2 separate regions of the Homo sapiens genome follow, and region 2 is linked to region 1. The links are chromatin loops, found by intact Hi-C in ENCODE. Cell type or tissue: OCI-LY7. All regions are shown on one strand.

What was found. Peaks named below come from ENCODE experiments on the same cell type or tissue, not always from the same donor. Only the 100,000 strongest peaks of a DNase experiment are listed, where the experiment ranks them.
Region 2: a loop joins it to region 1, with 6 times the contacts of the local background. A loop is called at or near these places in 2 of 110 quality-filtered maps.

The regions. Positions count from the first base shown.
Region 1 is chr16:88,967,175-88,969,674 of GRCh38, reverse strand. All of the region lies in intron 1 of CBFA2T3 (CBFA2/RUNX1 partner transcriptional co-repressor 3), which reads left to right. Among named protein-coding and RNA genes, the nearest start is that of CBFA2T3, 8.8 kb to the left of the region's middle. RefSeq lists enhancers at 1-662, 1,632-1,691 and a silencer at 1,922-1,971. In OCI-LY7, CTCF peaks have their summits at 913 and 1,113 (motif pointing right); DNase peaks (open chromatin) are centred at 554, 1,274 and 2,284; H3K4me3 peaks cover 2,100 bases; H3K27ac peaks cover 2,500 bases.
Region 2 is chr16:89,121,485-89,123,984 of GRCh38, reverse strand. All of the region lies in intron 7 of ACSF3 (acyl-CoA synthetase family member 3), which reads right to left. Among named protein-coding and RNA genes, the nearest start is that of ACSF3, 29 kb to the right of the region's middle. In OCI-LY7, a CTCF peak has its summit at 1,331; a DNase peak (open chromatin) is centred at 1,224; H3K4me3 peaks cover 1,657 bases; H3K27ac peaks cover 2,500 bases.

The sequences.
Region 1 (2,500 bases):
GCTGAGGTCTGTGCGTCGTCAGGCCGGCCCCGCCCCCCTCTCCCTCGGCTCCCTGGTCTGTGAGGGGCAGTGGCTGGACCCGACCATGGTGGGAATGGAAACTGCTGTCCACCGGCCACGCTGACCCCAGCCTGTCTCCTGTTTGTAAAACGGGGTGGCGGCGAGCCCCTCCTGAAGGCTGGGGTGGGATTTGGTGAGGAAAGACCCTCTTCCTGGCACTCCTTCCCAAGGGGCCCCGCTCTTGCGACCCCCGCAGCTGGCCCTGCAGACACCAGGCCTCCCACCCCTGCCAAGGCCAGGAGGCACCAGCCGGGAGGGAGCCCAGTAGAGAAGGAACTGGAGAATTCACCCCACCCTGTGGGCTCCCGGAGCTTCCTCCTGAGCTCCCAAGTCCAGGTGTGTTTTGAGTGTCTAGAAAGTCCCGACTTCACAGACCTGAGGGGGACAGAGTGGGGGAGGGGACCTTGCAACCGTCCCTCCAGCCGTGTCCGCTGCAGCCCCTCACTCCAGATGGCGGTGACCCCGGCGGCATCCGGGCCAGGCTGCAGCCGAATCCCAGAGCCGGTGGAGCCAGCCTGACCCAGCCGACTGCTCACGAGAGGATGGGGGATTCCTCAAAACGGGGGCACCAGGCCGCACACTGGGGCTGGGTCTGCTGAGGGCTTGCTCTGGCTGGGCTCCCAGATTTAGAGAGCAGATCTTAGGCTCCTGGCCCCCGATTTGTGTGAGGCCTGCAGCGCTGCAGACCCTGGAGCTCAGAGGGGTTATGGTCCATGGGGGTCACATGGCACTCAGGTCCAGGGCCTCGCCACCCTGTCACTGCAAGTCACCCAATCAGCCCCCACCCGCTGACCGCACACCCCTCCGTGCCAGGCGCAGGGTGCAGAAATGAAAGAGGCGTCCCCGCTGGAGGGGCTCGGTGCAAACTGGACCCCGAAGCTTCTTGCCGCTTATTCCCAAGGGGGCCTGCAGTGGTGGGTGTTGTCCTGACACCCCCAGCCCCAGACAGACGGACTGACAGGCGGGGGACGGACAGCCGTCTCAGCTGCTTCTGCCCCTCCAACACGGCAGCATATTCTAGACCAAGGGTTGGGACCACGTGTTCTAAAAGGTCACCAGCAGGTGACAGAAGATGCCAGTCAGATCTGCCCTCATCTGCTCTCGGCCCCCAGGGGCTTCTCCCACCCCAGGTCCTCCTGAGACGCAGCTGAGGCTGGGCCTGGCTCTGTCCCCACTGCCAGGAGCCGTGAGGCTTGTCCTGCGGCCCCTCAGCTGGGGCTTCCTCGTCTGCAGTGCAAGGGGCCGTCCCCACCTGGGGGGCTCTCCGGGCGGCGGGTGGGAAGGGAGACAGCAGGCAGCCGCTTCCTGGCGAAACTGAAACTGCCAGGTGCTTCCCGCCCCTCCCTACTGAGCCCCTCCCCAGGGCCAGAGACAGCTGGGACGGGCAGTCCTGCGGCCAGGGCCCCTGGCAGTCCCCTGTGGTCCACCCTTATTCGGCCTCTCACCAGGGCGTGCCTCTCTGGGCCTATTTCCTCCAGGTGGGCCCCAGCATGGGCGGTATGGGGGGTTCCTCATCAAAGCCCTGTGGTCACATGGTCCCAACTCAGCCCCATGACCCGTCGAACCCACAGAATTTCAGTCACTTTAGTCATGGTGCGAAAAGAAGGATGCAGAAAGCTTAAAAGTTTATAAACTGAACATGTGTGAAAATGGTGACATTCTGGAGGCCACAGAGCGACCTCTCCTCTTTCCCTTCTACTTCCTACCTCTGGCTGCAAGGGAGGGTGGGCGCCTCCACACAGCTCACGCCGACCCCCGCTGGACGCGCTGCTCCGGGGCAGGGGGCGTCCTGAGTTCCCCGGTGCCCTGGACAGGAAGGGGCAGTGTGAGGGCTGAGCCGCGACGAGCCCCCAGGCAGTGTGCGCCTGACCCTCACCCCTGTGCTCTGTGGCTGATCTTTAACCCCCCAGGAGAAGCCAGGTCGCGGGAGCCACGCAGGGCAGCACGCCGTCCCCGTCCCCGGCCTGCTCCTTCCTTCCCTCTTCTTTATAGAAAGGAATTCCTGTAGGTCCAGTGTCCCCAGCCCGGAAGGCCACCCCACCTGGGGGCGGCGAGATGGGATCAAGGGGTTGGGGGGACCTAGCTCAGAGGCTTAGCCACCCCACACCCCACCACGGCTTCCTCATCGGTAAATGGGGCAATAGCAGTCCCCGTCTCCGGCACATCTGTGAAAACTGAACAGGTGGACGCATGGCAGCACTTAGGGTGTGGAAAGCCGTCCCCAGGCATCCTGCCCCGTCCCCGTCGCTCCCAGGCAGTGTGTCTCGCACAGTTACAGAAAAGGCATCGAATTCTCATTTTCCTTTGCAATTTCCTCTCTCGACACCTGCGAGGCTGACTGCATTGAGCATGGTGCTGCCTCGTGTCGGGGCCGAGTGGCACCTCGGGGGCTGGGGGGGTGGCATGGCGCTGCCTCGTGTCGGGGCCGAGTGGCACCTCG
Region 2 (2,500 bases), 150 kb before region 1:
CCCATGCGTACTACGTGTGCTATCCGTGTGCACACTGCGTGTATCTGTGATACCCGTGCGCGCACTGCATGTGTGTGTGGTACCTGTGATATGTCACAGGATGTGAGGGAGTGGTAGGAGCCAGCCCCTCAGCGAGGTGATGGAGGAGGCTGAGCCCTGGGCCTGGCAGGCCAGCTGCCACCTGGGGAGGGTCCAGATACTCTGGCCCCGGGGATGATCCTGGGAAGGTGTCCTCCCATCCCCACAGGGCACATTCCTTTCTGCAGGTACTTTCTGTTTCCTGACAAATATGACACCAAGCCTCTTAATTCAGCTCTGAAGGCCTGGCTGATCATCTGCCCAGGAACAGTCATGAGTCACTCCACAGGCCTAGGGATGGCCATTCTCATGACTAGTCCTGAGGGAGACCTTCTGGGGAGGGACGCTGGCCGGGACCCACGCCTCGGCACAGACAAGAGTGGATCGGACAGCCCAGCTGTCGGCCACAGCCTCACTTGAGCCACGTGGATCCGGGACCGTGGTAGTGAGGGGCACCCTCGGGTTCTGGGATGCTGTGGAGAGAAGGGCTACTGCGTGAGACTCAGATGAAAGTACCAAGTGCGTCTGCGAGTGTGAGCGTGGGGTGGGGAGTCCCTTCACATGAGAGAGCAGCAGGTCTCTGATGCTGGGGCTTTTCAGAGTTCACAGCGCCCATCATCACCTGGTTGTCCTGGGGCGCCCACCCACCCCTCTGGGAGCCCTGAATCTCAGGTGTCGGAGGGCACAAACCCTGAGGCCCTCAGGCTGTGCTCCTCCCCACGAAGGGTCTTGGCCCCTGGTGGAGCCAGGCCCCGCAGGGCAGCTGTACTCCACCTGCTGCACCGACTCCTTGGCTGAACTGGAAATGTTCCCGGGCCTGCTGTCAGCAGATGCAAACCCCCCGTACGCTGAGATTTAAGCAGCCCCAGAGCATCTGTGCGGCTTCACCTTGCAGGGTCTGCCTGCATGCCTGTCGCAGAGGCCCCTGTGCGGTGTCTCTGACTGTCAGGGTGCCCAGGTAGCTGAGGCTGCTGCTTCTATTTCAAGACTGCTTCAGGGAAGAAACCAGCAGACACAAATAATTAAAGAAACTCAGGCAGGAGCAATCAGGTGGCGCGGCAGCCAATGCAGGTGTGAAGCAGTTAAGTTTTGTTTTAATTTAAGACAGAAATGCTCCCCACCCCCGCTCCGCCCCTTTCTCTGGCAACATTTCTGCCATTTCCGGCAGAGCAGGTGCTCAGAGGCAGGAGTGTCAGCTGACTGACACCTGGAGAGGGCTGCACAGCCACGGGGCGTCTCACTCCTCCACACGCCACTCACGTTCTGCTCTCTGCTGGGGACATTTCTGACTAGATGGTGTCCCCAACCCAGGCACAGGCTGAGCCCCGTCCCTGCAGACAGGGTTGGAACTGGCTGAGCTGGGAGGTCCTCGAGTTGGGGGCAGGGGCACTGCAGGGCACAGACTTGAGAGCCAGGAAGGGCCGGTGTATTCAGGAACCTGAGATGTGGGGTGTGGCCAGCAGCCTAGTACCAGCAGGGCAGAGGCAGGAATCCCAGGAGAGGCATGTCAGGACAACAGCATGGGCTGGGGCCCTACAGAGGGCAGGGGAGGTGGGTATAGCAAGGGGCAGCCACCCAGGTGGGTTTCAGCAAGTTGCCCCATGGCTCTGTGGGGGCCACAGGGATAACAGCCCACTGCGGGGGGCCCAGGCCAGGCGGGACACACTGTGCGGCCCTCCACACAAGGTGCGGCCACTGCAGGTGGCCCCAGGTGAGAGGTTTCCATGGGGAAACAGAATACCCACTTCAGGGCCACGGGGGATAACAGCCCACTGCGGGTGGCCCAGGCCAGGCGGGACACACTGTGCGGCCCTCCACACAAGGTGCGGCCACTGCAGGTGGCCCCAGGTGAGAGGTTTCCACGGGGAAACAGAATACCCACTTCAGGGCCACGGGGGATAACAGCCCACTGCGGGGGGCCCAGGCCAGGCGGGACACGCCGTGTGGCCCTCCACACAAGGTGCGGCCACTGCACCTTTCAGTGTCATTTAATGACACTGAAAGCCACCCACATCCTACTTGGTTGCTGGAGCTAAAACGTCCAACCACGACCATCGCTCCAACCCTCACGTGGTCATGTGTGGAAACCAAGGTACAAGGAGGGCGTGTGGCTGTTCACTCACGAGAGCAAGGCCCACGGCCCCTCAGCCTCTGCACAGGGAGCTCAGTTGTGCCCGTGAGGGCCAAGATGGTGTCACAGAGAAGGAAATGCACAGAGATGAGACTCAGGATCCCTCGATCTTTGAAAACCTCAGGGCAACACAGTCAATCATGTGTGGTATCAGGTGTGGATACTGGCTTCAGAGAAAATAATTTCCTTTTAAATCAAGATTCCATTTCCCCATAATCCCTAAACCTTTCTCTGTGATGAGTTCACGTGTGATGAGCAGACTCTCATGTTAAAATCCTCACAGAAATGAGA